Regions from separate parts of the Homo sapiens genome. Here region 2 is linked to region 1. A link is a loop called in an ENCODE intact Hi-C map of the cell type or tissue named here. Cell type or tissue: dorsolateral prefrontal cortex. All regions are shown on one strand. Each heading gives the region's core, and the rest is flanking DNA. Links, peaks and the distances in the headings are about the cores only.

Region 1 (8,018 bases), core at 1,934-6,933:
TGGTGAGGTGGACAGTTTCCAGTTCTTTGCTTTCAGCCAGATTGAAGGAGGACCTAATTGGGTTATCAACTAACCAATTATTAAAAATAATTTTTGCAGACAGAACATTGAGTGTTTTTTGGCCTACTGTAAAGATTTCAAAACATAAAGAGACACCTGTAACAAACTCTCCATCTCCATTTTCTTTGGCCAGCACCTCTATAACAAAAGAGAGAATTAGGAACAAAACTAAAGTCAGACCTAGTTGTTGTAGCAATAAGTAAAATTAGTTATTGACATGAATGAACAATAATAAAGAACAGCCTCTCTGACTCAGGTGCATTTTCAGTACAAATTTACCTGTGGCTGGCTGCGGTGGCTCATGCCTGTAATCCCAGCACTTAGGGAGGCTGAGGCAGGTAGATTGCTTGAGCTCGGGAATTCAGGATCAGTGTGGGCAACATGGTGAAATCCTGCCTCTACCGAAAAAAACCCAAAAATTAGCCGGGCATGGTCATATGTGCCCGTAGTTCCAGCTACTCGGGATGCTGAGGTGGGAGAATCACCTGAGCCTTGGGAGGTGGAGGTTGGGGTGAGCTGAGATTGCACCACTGCACTCCAGCAAGGGTGACAGAGTGAGACCCTGTCTCAAAAAAAAAATAAATAAATAAAAATAAAATAAATTTTGACAGGTAATTGTCAAATATATAAAGTTTTTCTTTTGTTTTTTCCTCTGTCACCCAGGCTGGAGTGCAGTGGTGTGATCTCTGCTCACTGCAAGCTCCATCTCCTGGGTTCACGCCATTCTTCTGCCTCAGCCTCCCGAGTAGCTGGGACTACAGGCGCCCGCCACCACGCCCGGCTAATTTTTTGTATTTTTAGTAGGGACGGGGTTTTCACCGTGTTAGCCAGGATGGTCTTGATCTCCTGACCTTGTGATCCGCCTGCCTCGGCCTCCCAAAGTGCTGGGATTACAGGTGTGAGCCACCGCGCCCGGTTACCTGTCAAAATTTATAATATGTTTCTGTTTTGGCCAATTATATACTAATTATAATTGTGATAATAACAATCCAAAAGTTTTGTTTTTTTAAACGTTATCTTTTTAGAGTCTGTGACTTTATCACAGGAAGTAAAAAGAAATTTTATTTTAAGTCTATGTATATATTTTTAGAAATTTATGAAAAAGGATGAATAAAAGACTTTTTGGCTGGATGTGGTAGCTCACACCTGTAATCCCAGACAAAAAATTTTAAAATTAGCAGGTCTAGGCCAGGCGTGGTGGCTCATGCTTATAATCCCAGCAGTTTGGGAGGCCAAGGTGGATGGATCACTTGAGGACAGGAGTTCGAGACCAGCCTGGCCAACATGGTGAATACCTGTCTCTACCAAAAATACAAAAAAATTAGCCAGACATGGTGGCGGGCGCCTGTAATCCCAGCTACTTGGAAGGCTGAGGCAGGAGAATCGCTTGAACCCGGGAGCTGTAAATCTTGTGTTGTGATTCTTGTAGGAAATGAAGGTCCTCAGTCCCCATTCCATCACATCCTGCCCAAGTGCAAGCTGGCCAGGGACCTCAAGGAAGCTTATGACAGGTAAGACAGGTGGGTGTGCTTATTAACCTCCTTCTTATGGGCCAGCCTGCCTGGGCCTGAGGAGCAGCGTCAACAGGTAGGGCTCCCCGGTACTGACCACTGTTCTCCTGGGGTGTGAGCATCAGGGTTCCCTGAGGTTAGGGCCGGAGAGGACTGGGAAGGGATGGTCATGTGGCTGCTCTTGAAAGAAGTGACCTTGGTGGCCGTTTTTTTTTGTTTATTTTTTATTTCTATTTCTATTTATTTCTTTTTTTTGAGATGGAGTTTTGCTTTTGTTGCCCAGGCTAGAGTGCAGCGGCACGATCTCGGCTCACAGCAACCTCTGCCTCCTGGGTTTAAGAGATTCTCCTGCCTCAGCCTCCCGAGTAGCTGGGATTACAGGCATGCGCCACCACACCCGGCTAGTTGTGTATTTTTAGTAGAGACGGGGTTTCTGCATGTTGGTCAGGGTGGTCTCCCGACTTCAGGTGATCCACCCGCCTCGGCCTCCCAAAGTGTTGGGATTACTGGCGTGAGCACCGCGCCCGGCCAGTGGCTGTTTTTTAAATGGTTTGCTGAGTAGGGTGCACTCTGCTGGAACTTACATCACAAAAGACAAATCACTCTCCTATGTTTAAGGACTTATATTTCCCAATAGAAGAATGAACAAGGGATCTGAGCAGTGAGCTCACAGAAAAGACAGGTGGTTCAAACATGTGAAGAGATGCATCAGTGCATCACAATAAAGCTACACAGAGATCCCATTCCCCACCTGTTATACTGGTTAAGATCCACAATTTCACGAGACTCGATGTTGGCAAAGCTCGGGGGAAGAGGCATCTCGTGTGTTGCTGGTGGGACAGAGGTACAAACCCCTGAGTACCTTTGCTTTTTTAAACCCCTTTGCTGAGTAGCATGCACTCTGCTGGAACCACCACCTCCAGACTCCTCTTAAAACAGAAAACGAGCCCGAAGTTATACATGAGAGTCCGAAAGTGTTTTTAAATCAAACAGATGCAAAATGCCATTTTACTGAGCATGACGCAACACCAAGTGCTGGGCCACCTTCACTAGGTGGGTGTCACTGACTCCAGTCACTCAAGAGGAAATTGAGGCTCAGTGGGTGAGGCTGGGGCCAGCTGTCTCCTCTCAGTCTGAGAGAGTTGGGGTTTGCGACACTGACTGTGTGAGGGCAGCAAGCCTTGAGGATACCATGAAAACCTCACAGTTGTTCTGATTGTATTGGCTGAGCATCACCTTTATTAAATGTGGACAAGCAGGCCGGGCGTGGTGACTCACGCCTGTAATCCCAGCACTTTGGGAGGCTGAGGGGCGGATTTCTTGAGGTCAGAAGTGCAAGATCAGCCTGAACAACAATGTGAGATCGCATTTCTACAAAAAATTTTTAAAAAATATCTGAGTGTGGTGGCACAAGTGTAGTCTCAGCTACTCAGGAGGCTGAGGTGGGAGGGTCACTTAAGCCTAGGAAATCAAGATTATGGTGAGCCATGGTTGTACCATTGTACTCTGGCCCCAGCAACAGAGCCAGACCGCGTATCAAAAATGAAAAAAAAAAGGCCGGGCGCGGTGGCTCACACCTGTGATCCCAACACTTTGCCAGGCTGAGGCGGGTGGAGCACGAGGTCAGGAGTTCGAGACCAGCCTGGCTAACATGGTGAAACCCGCTGTCTACTAAAAATACAAAAAATTAGCCGGGCGTGGTGGTGCATGCCTGTAGTCCCAGCTACTCAGGAGGCTGAGGCAGAAGAATCACTTAAATCTAGGAGGCAGAGGTTGCAGTGAGCTGAGATGGCGCCACTGCACTCCAGCCTGGGTGACAGAACTAGATGTCATCTCAAAAATAATAATAAAAATTAAAAAACAAAAGTAAAATAAAAAATAAATAAAATTTAAAAAATACTTTTTAATTCTTTTTTTGGCTGCCTAGTGAGCCGCAACTGCCCCCACCATTGAGTTTGTTCCAGCCTTCCAGTGCTAACCATTTACCTGTGTTATTTTGTATGTGCGCCTCTGTATCTATAAGATAAATTCCTAAAGGCATTACTAATAGGGAAAATGGCATTTGTAATGTTGTGTTTCCTTCTCAGGGGTTTGTACCTCTGTCCCACCAGCAACACACGAGATGCCTCTTCCCCCGAGCTTTGCCAACATCGAGTCTCGTGAAATTGTGGATCTTAACCAGTATAACAAGTGGGGAATGGGATCTCTGTGTAGCTTTATTGTGATGCACTGATGCATCTCTTCACATGTTTGAACCACCTGTCTTTTCTGTGAGCTCGCTGCTCAGATCCCTTGTTCATTCTTCTATCGGGAGATATAAGTCCTTAAACATGGGAGAGTGATTTGTCTTTTGTGATATAAGTTGCAACTAGCATTTGTTTGTCTCTTGGTGACCCTGGGGACTGAGCCTCCCCAGGTGTGAGAGAACATCAGCCCTTGCCAGGTGATTGCTTTGTTTTCTGGCCCCTTCTGTGTTGCAGAATGGGACCTTTGTGGTCATGTAGTCTGACCCTGTCTTTGATTCATTGTTATCACACTAATGTTTTCTCTGTGTTGAGAGAATTACTACCCTCTGGCTTTGAATTGCCTGGTATCCAGTCTCTTCCTTGGACATTGTTCCCTTATTCTGAGTGTATGCCTCAACTCGGATTAGATTACAAACAAAAATCAGGCTAACTTGGAATTAAAATAAAAACCAAGCTGGTGCGGTGGTGTGCTCCTGTAGTCCCATCTCACAGGCGAGGCCAAGGTTGGGGGATCACTTGAGCCCAGGAGTTCGAGCTTGTAGTGCTCTATGCTGGTGTCTGAGTAGCCACTGTACTCCAGCCCCAGCAACATGGTGAGACCCTGTCTCTTAAAAATTTGTTTAAATAAAAACCAAACCATTGACTTTATATTTCTTTTTCTTCTTCTTTTTTTTTTTTTTTTTTGAGATGGAATATCCTTCTGTTGCCCAGGCTGGAGTGCATTCTTCTGCCTCAGCCTCCCGAGTAGCTGGGACTACAGGTGCACATCACCATGCCTGGCTAATTTTTGTATTTTTAGTAGAGATGGGGTTTCACCATATTGGCCAGGCTGGTCTCGAACTCCTGACCTTGTAGATCCGCCCGGCTCGGCCTCCCAAAATGCTGGGATGACAGGCGTGAGCACCGTGCCCGGCTCGTTGACTTTATATTTCTAAAGGAAGAATGGACTATGATTTCTTAGGTTTGAATCGTGCTGGAAAGTTGAAAGGAGACAAAACCTTGGACTGCCTGTTGTGTGATCTGCAGGCTGCGGAGGAGCTCAGAACTTGAGGCAACCCAGCGCCACCTAGTGGATATTAAAGGAGGACAGGAATCTGAGTTTTGCTGAAAAAGGCTCCTAAGCTGTTGTTCAGCATGTAGCATTCTTTCCTGACCTACGCATTCTGTTTGTTAGTGCCCAGGATCACATTTCCTCCATCCAAACTCCCACCCTAACAGTCTTGGGTCCTGGAGCTTGCCCCAGGGATGCTGGCAGCTATGTTTCTCTGGCAGGAGTCCAGGCAGTAGTACCCTCCCTGTACCCATCCTTGTCTGGCACTGGCATGGCTCTGCAGCCACCCAGGAGCCCCTCTGGGCTGTGGCCTCTCGTCTGTCCTCATCCCATCAGGTCCATGGTTGGCCTCAAGGGTCTGGTCTGCTGCTGCTCACTCTTCTGCACTGAGAGGAGGAGACTGAGTTTCCATTACTGATCAGGTGACCTAGGACAGAGCGCCTTTCTCCTGATGGTGACTGACTGCCAGATCTGGGGGAATCTCAGAACAGAACTGAAAGACCAGAAGCTGTGAGATTAATGAGGTTGGAGATTGGGGTGGGATTTTTCAAAGGAATTGTTCCTGGTTCTTTTTTTTTTTTTTTTTTTTTTTTTTTTTAATTTAAGGCAGGGTCTCACTCTATTGCCAGGCTGGAGCGCAATCTTGGCTCACTGCAACATCTGTCTCCCAGGCTCAGGTGATCCTTCCATCTCGGCCTCCCGAGTAGCTGGGACTATAGGCACCCGCCCCCACGCCTGAATAGTTTTTGTATTTTTTTGTGGAAATGGGATTTTGCCATGTTACCCTGGCTGATCTTGAATTCCTGGACTCAAGCAATCTACCCACCTTAGCCTCCCAAAGTGCTGGGATTATAGGCGTGAGCCACCATGCCCTGCCCCCAGTTGCTATTTTATTTATTTATTTATTTATTTGTTTGTTTGAGACGGAGTCTTGCTTCGTCACCCAGGCTGGAGTGCAATGGCACAATCTCAGTTCACTGCAACCTCCGTCTCCCGGGCTTAAGTGATTCTCCTGCCTCAGCCTCCTGAGCAGCTGGGATTACGGCGCCTGCCACCAGGCCTGGCTAATTTTTGTATTTTTAGTAGAGATGGAGTTTCACCATGTTGGCCAGCCTGGTCTTGAACTCCTGACCTCGTGATCTGCCAACCTCGACCTCCCAAAGTGCTAGGACTACAGGCGTGAGCCACCACGTCCGGTCCCCAGTTGCTATTTTAATTAAAGCTAGGGTTATGGTGTGGCTGAATAGCCTGGTGGCCCTGTCCTGCAGGACCTAACATCTGTGAATATAGGCTGGGAATGTGAATCGCTCAGGAGGCCACCCCAACACTTGTGCCATACCTAGCACTTGTGTCTCCCTGTGGATCCCAGTGGCCCTCAGTGACAGCATGTCACTCATTCATATGACCATTGAATTGTGTCTCCCAGGAGGGCAGGGATGTCTCTTCACTTTCTGCAACACAGCCCCTACACTCAGCCTGTGGAGGAGCACAGCTCATCCGCTAGGGGTCGACGGAATGTGTGGGTGGGAATAACAGCAGTGTAGATTCCATGGAGTGTGAAGAAGTGATTTGCTGAATGGTTCTCCGAGTTAACAGGACCTGTGGTGGGGAGTGATGTCCAGGGTCTGGCTGGGTAGGTGGTACTTGGTGCGGAGCCTTGCACTGCAAACTGTCGAGAGCAGGGTTGGTCCCATGGACCCTCTGTGAATATCCTGAGTTGTAGTACCCATTTCCATAAAAATGCACCTATATATAAACTTTCGTTTGAAATTTCAAGGTAGGCTGTTTGGAACCCACATAGATCTTTTGGGTTATGCAGCATCCCACTACTTATGGTAGGAAGCCAGGCCCATCCGTGGGACCAGAGGATGCAGAGGTTTGCAGGATAGCTTCACAGGTCCTGTCTAGTTCTAAGGTTAGGAATGGATGCTTTCTCAGATGCTAAAAGCTGAGGGGACTAGACTAAGCTTGTGCACATTTCTGTCTTGGAGATGAACGGCGAGAGTGTGTTTGAAGCCAGCCATTCCCTTTTGCATAGTCATTGTCAGGATGCAGGGCTTTGGCTGGGGCACCTATCTCCTGTCACAGACTGGGCTGGGCCCTCTTGGCTGGCCCAGAGCTGTGTGAGGGGCTGGATAAGTCTTGAGGAGGACAGTGTTTTCCTCCAGAGTGTTTTCAGACCAAACCATTAAACACCTTGCAAATAGAAGTGCAAGCTCGGCAGGAAACCTTTCAGGGCCCAAACCCTGCTTGTGCTAAGGGCTCTTGTCTTAAAGCTGCAGACTTAAAAACAGTGACAAACCTTTCTCTTTCCCCTTGTTAACAGACCTCAGTGCAGCTCCTGGCTTACCCTCTTACTGTGGGGGATTTACAGGCTGGAGGTTGGGCCGGCACCTTTCCAGAGCAGTCATCCCTCTGACATGTTCAGGGAATTTGCCCAGGTCTGCCATGGCCTTTGGGGCACTCCTGGTGGCAGCACTTGTCACCGCTCTAGGGAGCTGGGTTAGTTCATAAAGAAGCACCAGCCTCAGTGCAGAGTGCTCTGAGGGAGAAAGCAGCAGGTGGGTGAGCTGATGCTTGGGAAAATGGAGTAAAGTCCACGTGGAAGTTAGAGGAACCAACATGGCGTGTCTCTGCCAGAGGAGAGGGCCCCATGCCAGTGTACAAACCAGACCACATGACTGCGGCTCCAAGGACAGCTGACACGGTGAGGGCAGCAGAGATGACCAAGCTGGGAAGTCACTAGAAGAACCTTCATGTGACCCTCCTGCCCTCATTTCTCCATACCCATAGCTGGAACTTGTTCCTGGCTTTCCATGAGGTGTGTTCCAAGCCCCTGTTCCTTTCCCTATAACTCTCTCCAGTTTCTAATGCTCCATACAATTTGATTACAATTAGGTGTCTTTTTTTTTAAACGTTAATTTCAATTTTTTTTGAGACAGGGTCTTGCTCTGTCACCCAGGCTGGAGTGCAATGGCGCGATCTCGGCTCACTGCAACCTCCGCCTCCTGGGTTCAAGTGATTCTCCTGCCTCAGCCTACCAAGTAGCTGGGATTACAGGCACCTGCCACCACACCTGGCTAATTTTTTTTTTTTTTTTTGAGATGGAGTTTCACTTTTGTTGCCCAGGCTGGAGTGCAATGGCACGAT
Region 2 (8,018 bases), core at 1,183-6,182, 250 kb before region 1:
CATGGTGGCAGGTGCCTGTAGTCCCAGCTACTCGGGAGGCTGAGGCAGGAGAATGGCATGAACCCGGGAGGTGGAGGTTACAGTGAGTGGAGATCGCACCACTGCACTCTAGCCTGGGCGACAGAGCGAGACACCGTCTCAAAAAAATAAATAAAAATCATACCGGGCACTGTGGCTTACACCTATAATCCCAGCACTTTGGGAGGCTGAGGCAGGCAGATCACCTGAGGTTAGCAGTTCAAGACTAGTCTGGACAACATAGTGAAACCCCCATCTCTACTAAATACAAAAATTTAGCCGGGTGTGGTGGCGCACACCTGTAATCCCAGCTACTTGGGAGGCTGAAGCAGGCGAATTGCTTGAACCCGGGAGGTGGAGGTTGCAGTGAGCCACGATTGCACCATTGCACTCCACCTGGGCAACAAGAGCAAAACTCTGTCTCAAAAAAAAAACACTTTATGAAAAACAGACAGTGCTCAGTCAGCTCTGTGGGGCCATGAGGCTCAGCCCAGCTGCCCACAGCATGAGTGCTGTTCCGTGCCCCAGCTCTAGCCAGAGTTGGGATGTTGTGGCCACGCCCTGCCCTGCACAGTTCCCGTGTTCAGCTGTGAACTTAAGCCAAGCCCCCTCCAGCCCCTCGGCCTGCCCCTGACTCCCTGATGGTGTGTGTGTCCAGCACCTCCCAACTCAGGCCTCGGTGGCTGCCCCTCACTCACCACCTGCTCTTTCCCACCCCAACCAAGCCCCACGGTAAGCAGGGCTCCTGCCAAGGCCTGTAGGGCTTCCTGGGTCAGACTCTGGGGGCCCCAAGAAGTTAGGGGCCAGGCTTGGCAATGGGCTGGTAGGCGCTGGCCTCGGTCCCCCTGTCGGCCATGGTGGCACGTGCTTATCAGTGTGTCCTGACTTGTGTTGACTCAGGGTTGTGGGTTTGGGACCAGGCTACCAGCTGGCCAGTGGGAGAAGCTGCATTTGGCCTCAGCAGGTTACCTCCTCTGCCAGTCACCTCGATGGAACCCATGGCTGTTTAGTCCTCCCGCAGGGGAGGCCAGGCCAGACTGAGGTGGGGTCTGGGTGTGGCCAGGGCCCTGACAACTTTCTGGTCAGAGGCCACAAAAGTCCTTGACTGAGAAAAAGGTAAGAGGCCTTCCGTAAATGCCGGACCCATCCCTCAAGACCAAACCGTGACTCAGGTCTGGGACAGACCCAGCAGCTGGATCCAGCATGCTATTCTGCCTTCTGGGTTGTGGGGAGGGGTCCCAGGGACTGTACCGGCTCCAACATGTGTGTGGGGAACTGAGAACTGAGCTGGGAGCCCGGGCAGCCAACCTGGGAATGGCTGCTGGCCACCCCTCCCCGCCCTCCCCGCCCTCCCCACGCCCACCCCGCCCTCCCCGCGCCCACCCCACCCCTTCCCTGCCCTCCCTATGCCCACCCCACCCCTTCCAGAGCCAGGCCGGGCTGGGGCCACCAGACCCTCCTTCTGCCATCCTCACCAATCACACCTGTCAGGCTCCTTCCTGAAGTGTTGGACTCCGTCTCTGAGAACGGCCAGTTCTCCCTCACTGAGGCGTGCAGACCCTCAGGCACCTGGAGTGGGAGAGGGATCTGTGCAGAGCAAGATCAACCCCACAGGAGGCAGAGCTGCCCTGGGCCGGCCTGCACCAGCCCCAGCCTCTCGGAGCCCTCAGGGGCCAGGAGTTCCCCACGCGTGTCCCAGGCTTGGCAGAGGCCATGTGTTTCCATGACAACAGTCAGCCGCGGTGTCGGGCAGAGAATGGGCTGTGGACCTGAGGGTGGACTCCGGGGTGGACCCTCACGGCTATGGGCAGGGATCCCTTGGGGGTAGAAAACTGGAGGACTGGAAGGGGTGTCAGTGACCCCATCACTCCACATAGAGACGGGGAAGCCAAGGCCAGGAAGGGTAGGGTGGAGTGGATGTGAGGCTGGCCTGAGGCACCCAGTCACAAGTCCATGTCTGACCCCTGACCCCAAGGGTCTCGCCTGCTTCCTGAGTCCTGCTCAGGTGCACAGAGCAGCAGGATAGTGGAGGGAAGGGCATGGAGAGCGGGCGGGCCCTCTGGGTCGCTTGGCAACTCTGCTCCTGTCCTGTGCCCCCGTCAGGGTGCTGGGAGCCCAAGGGAGCTGCCGGGAGACCACTGTGTGTCCCGCGGGCCTGCTTAGGGCTCCGCCTCCACCTTCAGTCCTTGGCCGCCCTCGCCCTCTCACCAGTGCCCGTCTGTAACTCCAGCCCTCTGCTGGCCCCAGGCACGGGCTGGATTGTGTGGGGCTCCCAGGCTCCCTTGAGTCCCTGTCCCTCTGACACCCACCAGCCACCCAAGCTGGAACCCTGGCCACATGGCCACACCCAGCAGCCTGGGCTCCCGTGCGGTCCTGGCTCCCTCTGCCGCAGCGCCCCGCAGCCCTCCCTAGGCGGGCTCCAGCCTTGGACCATCCTCCCTAACCACTGCCTGCTGTCCTGGGATGGTGTCCCTACCCACATCCTGTCCCCAGACAAGCTGGTAGCTCTGAGCATGGCATGGGAAGGGCTTCAAGGCCGGGTTCCATCCTGGGACAGGCGGCTCACAACCAGGCCAGTGCGAAGAAGCTTGGATCCGGACCCAGAGTCCTGGGGGAGCAGCCGCGGCCCGAGACCCCCGGCGCCCAGAGTCCTGGGGGAGCAGCCGCGGCCCGAGACCCCCGGCGCCCAGAGTCCTGGGGGAGCAGCCGCGGCCCGAGACCCCCGGCGCCCAGAGTCCTGGGGGAGCAGCCGCGGCCCGAGACCCCCGGCGCCCAGGCCCATGCCAAGCCCGGTTCCCTGGGACTGGCCCCGAAGTCGCTCTCTTGAAGGTGGATCCCCATGGACCATGCTCCAGGCTCCCCTGGATCCCGGGTCCCTCTGATGGCCTTGGTAGTGGCCTCCCTGGGCTGCAGCAGCCCAAGGCTCTCGCTTGCTCCTTGCAGTCCTGCAGCTGTTCATCACCAGATTCTGCTCATCGGGTGCTGGGCCTGGGCCAGGAAGTGGGACTCAGCTTCCCGGGCTTAGGGGAAGCCTTCGAAGGGGTCTTGGCCAGGCAGTGCTGCTGTCAGAGCGCGTGGACAAGCCAACACTGTTTCTGGCTGTCACGGGGCTGGGGGCAGGGGGTGGTTCCGGGGATGCTCAGTGCCCTGCAGTGCCCAGGATGTCCACGGGTGACGGTTGAGAAGCCTCGTCTCCAGACATACGGGAAAGCTTTGCCAGGGGCCAATGCTGGTGCGCCCTGGAGGGAAGAGGCGTTCTTGGGACGCAAGAGGGCACTGCAGCCCAGGGGAGAGCGGGTGCAGCCGCAGGTGTGTGACTGATGGCGAGACGGTCTCCTCAGTGTGGCCAAAGACCCAGAGTCCTGCCCAGTGGGAACCCAAGGTCCAGGGAGCAAGGCCTCGGGAGGGGCCTCAGGGGGCTTGTGAGACGGGACTGTGTGAGCACGTGCACGTATTCCACAGGCCGCAGCTAACGAGAGGGTGGCGGAGTGGACTGTGGGCGGAGAGAAAGCTGGCAGCCTTTGCCGTCTGAGGTGGGCGAGAGCTTGGCTCTGCCCAGTGGGGCTGGGAAGTTCTCCCTGCTCCCGCTTCCACTGCTCCCACCCTTTATTTTCCCACCAGACTGGGCCTGGCCTTCAGCCCCTGAGGCAAGCCTGACCTGAAGTCCTCCTCTCAGCAGGGGCTGCAAGGCCAGTGCTTCTGCCTCTGCTGGGGGTAAGGCAGGGCACAGAGTGGCCCCGGACAGGCCAGGAGAGGGGCAAGGACCCCACACACTGGACATGAATGAAACACACGGAAACGCTTAACAGCTGTTGTGGGGACAGCTACCATGCAGCCATGCCCACCTCGTTCCTCCAAGGGGACCCTGGCATGGGCCCACGGGCAGTGCCGCCTGCTCCCTCAGCAGTCAGGAGTGGCTCGGGGGTGGCGGTGTCTAAAGGGGCTGGTTGCCATGGCTACCATAGGGTTCTGAGGCCCGTCATCTGGTCCCTGCCTCAGCCAATCGGCGGCAGGAGCCCGAGCTGCAGCCCAGAGTCACGCTTCTGCCTCCCAGCCACACAGTGGCCAAGAGCAGGGACCTGCTTCCCAGAGTGGCTGAAAGTGCTCGGACGGACGGCCAAGCCCATCATGGCGGACAGCGGGACGGTGGGGCGTGAGCAGGCACACGGAGCCAGGCAGGTGAGGTAAGCCGGGCAGGCGGCCGGGCGGACAGGTGGACGCGCCTCCTCTGCCCATTGTTCTCGCGGCTGCGGCCCTGCCCTCGGCCCACCCCACCCTCGAGTGCAAGCCCACACGCAGCGCCCGCACCCTCACCCTCAGACCCTCTCCGGGTGTCCCGAGGAAGGGTCAGGGGAAGAGACAAAGGGAGCAGGGTGAGGCAGGATGAATCCTGACGGACCTCGGACCCCAAAACCGCCCCGGTGGGTCTTCCACGTCAGGTTTCACATGGAGGCGGCATCAAAGACCCCCGACTGATCCAGGCCGGCGTCCCGGCCGCCACTCCAAGGTTAGGAGACAAGCCATGTCAAGTCGGTGCCGTTTAAGCAGCATTTTTTCGAGGAGAAAAAAAAAAAAGAAACAGAAGCGATATAAAGAAAAAAAATGTCCACCTATGACACGGGAAGCGGCCAGCCCGATGGATCAGAAGCGCCAAATCCCATTACTCGGGACTTCAGGGACAGGCCCTGCAAGGGCAGCTGCGATTAAGAGCTTGTCAATGGACTCTCCTTTAGAGATCAAAGCGGGGCGTGCTTGTGTGTGTGTGCGTGTGCACGTGTGTGCGCGTGCACGCGTGTACGTGCAGGAGCGGACACTGTGGGGTGACAGCACAGAGGTCGTGCACCGCAGCACCACGGGGCCCATACGTCGCCGACGCGGCCACCTCCACACTGCTTGCGTCCTTGCTGCCGTGTGCGACGTGTGTGGACGCGGCTGGGGGCCTGGGCCGGGTACCTGGTCCCAACACCTGCACCCTTTCAAAGGCCTCCACCTCCTGCTAGAGGCCGTGCCTTCCCCAGGTTCTGCCCAGAGGAGCCCGCAGGGGCCGAGCTGGGTGTGAGGACAGCCGTGGCTGCGTCTCCTCCCCCCGACCACGTCCTGCTGCCCACAGAGGCCTTGAGCTCTCAGTTGGCCTGGCAGGCGCGCCCTGGGGGTTCAAAGCTCCCGTTGACACGATTGTTAGGTTATTAGGTAAACTCTGAGACGTAAATCTTTTAATCCACTGTGGCTAATCCGGTTCACTTTTGTTTGCCACGACAGACGCCGCGGCGACAAAGGGGCCTGGGGCCCAGCACACACAGTCACACGCTCAGAACTTGGCCGCGGCCTCAGGGTTCCTAGGCAGTGGAGAGAGACATCTTGGGACAGCCAAGCAGAGGGAGGCGGCGGAGGGCACAGGTGGGCGGGGGCGCAGGTGGGCCGGGGCAAAGGCAGCTGCCCGCTGGGGGCCGCACTTCCTCACCTCCCATTTAATGTCCCCTTGCCAGCTCGAGGGGGAACCGCTGGGCACTGGGGTGTGCAGGTATCGGGGCCGCTGGGGATAGTGGGCAGAAGGACAGATGAGCACCAACGGGGGGGCGGCAGCGCCCGGAGAGGCGTGTGGGATGGAGGCCGTCAGGGCAGGGAAGGGCGTTCAGGTGAGGGAACAGCAGGGACAAGGACTGTGGTCGGTGTGGCAGGGGCAGGAGTCCCCCCAACAAGGACAGGAAGCGGCCTGAGGCTGCCCAGGGAGGTGGGACGTCACCTGCTACTTCCCGAAGTCAGCGCGAGGCCCCTCGGGGCATGGCCCCTGCACTTGGATGCCACCTCTTTTTGGGAAAACAGCACTGAGGTTGGGGGAGGCCAGCAGGCCCTGCCCTGTGCTCACAATGTGCCTGGGACACCAGACCTGGTCCATGGCCAGCCGTGGGCTCCATCCCGCCACCCGGCCTGTCAGAGAGGGTCACACACGGACCTCTGGGGCTGTGAGGCCAGGTCAGGACGATCACTTTGCCCAGGGGGACACTGGCACAAGGAGGTGCCTGCTTTGCCTAGGGCTACAGGCTGGCCCAAGACAAGGATGGGCACTCAGGTCTCCTGGGAGGCAGGTGCCAGGCCAGGCCCAACAGTCCCCTGATGTCAGCAGCTCCCGAGTTGGGAAGTGGTGGCCGCCCTCCCCTCCTACTTCCCCAGCCCCTGCGGCCGGACCCTCCAGGCAGGCCTACTTGACCACATCCTGGTATCCACCTGGCCCCAGTCCCAGCCCCTGGACACCCTGGGGTCAGAACTCTTCAGAAAGGCAGTGCAGGAGGACTCCCCTCAGGACACTGGGAGGTGTGGACAGTACCCTGGGATGGAGGGGACCGCCTCTGGGCCGCCTGGCTGGCCAGGCCCCCGCCCTGTTGCCAGTGCTTTCCTGTTGGCCTTGGCGTCCTGACCCTTGACCCCTGGAGGCCAGCGGGGATGTGGGGACTGTCAGGTCTGCTGGACGGGGCTGGGCGCAGGCGACGTGGGTGACGGCAGGTCTGGGGCCTGCCCCAGGGGACAAGTATGGACCCGGAGCCAGCGGGGACCAAGCACTGTGGCCACAGCAGCCGTTTCATTTCTTTTTCTTTTTTTTTTTTTTTTTTGAGATGGAGTCTCACTCTGTTGCCCAGGCTGGAGTGCCTTGGCACAATCTTGGCTCACTGCAACCTCTGTCTCCTGGGTTCAAGTGATTCTCCTGCCCCAACCTCCCCAGTAGCCGAGATTACAGGGGCCTGCCACCATACCTGGCTAATTTTTTGCATTTTTAGTAGAGATGGGGTTTCACCACGTTGGCCAGGCTGGTCTCGAGCTCCTGACCTGAGGTGATACGCCCACCTTGGCCTCCCAAAGTGCTAAAATTACAGGCGTGAACCACTGTGCCTGGCCTAATTTTTGTATTTTTAGTAGAGACGGGGTTTCACCATGTTGGCCAGGCTGGTCTCGAACTCTTGACCTCAGGTGATCCACCCGCCTCAGCCTCCCAAAGTGCTGGGATTACAGGTGTGAGCCACCGAGCCTGGCCACACACAGCACCCGTTTCTTTGGGCCCCTGCCCCGCAGCGGCTGAGTGGTTCACCCTCCACCTCTCTGTGGGTGGGTCCTCCTGACCACAGGTGCCCAGCCAATGGTGGGTCCCGGGGGCAGAGGCCGTCAGGTCATCCATGGCCATGGTGACAGTCACACTGACCTGATATTGGAGCCAGGGCATATGAGGTAGGGCCCTGCTCCCCTTCCCCCAGGCCTCTGCCTTTTGTGGGGACCAGGATCACTCCTGGGGCATCTGCCCTGCGGAGGCAGCTTTGGCTACAGAGCTATGTGGACCACTCCAAATAGGAAGCGTGTTGCAACATAGTTGGATGACACACCTGCCCGACAGGTGTGAGGGGGAGAGGAGGAAGGACCTATCTAGGGGCACATCAGTGCTAAGGGGGCTGCCAGATGTGGAGGCCGGGGAGGCCCCAGCCCAAAGTGACACCAACAGCTGGGATGGCCCAGGAAGCCCCTGGCAGGGTGTGTCTCTCAGGAAGGTGGCAGAACCTCCATGCCAGGCCCCAGGCCACCGTGGGGCGATGTGGCTGCCATCAGCCGTGACCATCACCCTGCTGGACACACACTGCCCAGTGGTCAGTTCCACCCCTCAGGGCCTCAGCCGTGATGCCCGTCTCCTTCAGTGGGTTAACTTACACAGACCGTTCCACGGGACCATAACTGTTACATCCCTGTAGACATTCCTGAACATGCAAAGAAGAAAATGGAACTTCATGCTTCTGCTTCCACTAATAACACGTGGACTGTTTTGAGTCTTCTTGCCCTTTTTTTTTTTTTGAGATAGAGTCTCGCTCTGTCGCCCAGGCTGGAGTGCTGTGGCGCGATCTCAGCTCACTGCAACGTCCGCCTCCCGGGTTCAAGCGATTCTCCTGCCTCAGTGTCCCAAGTAGCTGGGATTACGGGCATGCGCCACCACGCCTGGCTAATTTTGTATTTTTAGTAGAGAT

The links. Peaks named below come from ENCODE experiments on the same cell type or tissue, not always from the same donor. Only the 100,000 strongest peaks of a DNase experiment are listed, where the experiment ranks them.
Region 2: a loop joins it to region 1, with 2.8 times the contacts of the local background. A loop is called at or near these places in 67 of 110 quality-filtered maps.

The regions. Positions count from the first base shown.
Region 1 is chr16:104,078-112,095 of GRCh38, reverse strand. NPRL3 (NPR3 like, GATOR1 complex subunit) reads left to right here. Exons shown (of 14, transcript NM_001077350.3): 7 at 1,490-1,571. Among named protein-coding and RNA genes, the nearest start is that of MPG, 30 kb to the right of the region's middle. RefSeq lists an enhancer at 1-5,340. In dorsolateral prefrontal cortex, for the core only: a CTCF peak has its summit at 4,892 (motif pointing left); a DNase peak (open chromatin) is centred at 4,855; H3K27ac peaks cover 829 bases.
Region 2 is chr16:357,598-365,615 of GRCh38, reverse strand. No RefSeq gene overlaps it. Among named protein-coding and RNA genes, the nearest start is that of AXIN1, 8.9 kb to the right of the region's middle. RefSeq lists enhancers at 896-1,402, 1,403-1,909, 1,910-2,417, 3,046-3,893, 3,894-4,742. In dorsolateral prefrontal cortex, for the core only: CTCF peaks have their summits at 3,082 and 3,288 (motif pointing right); DNase peaks (open chromatin) are centred at 3,295 and 3,999; H3K4me3 peaks cover 1,998 bases; H3K27ac peaks cover 438 bases.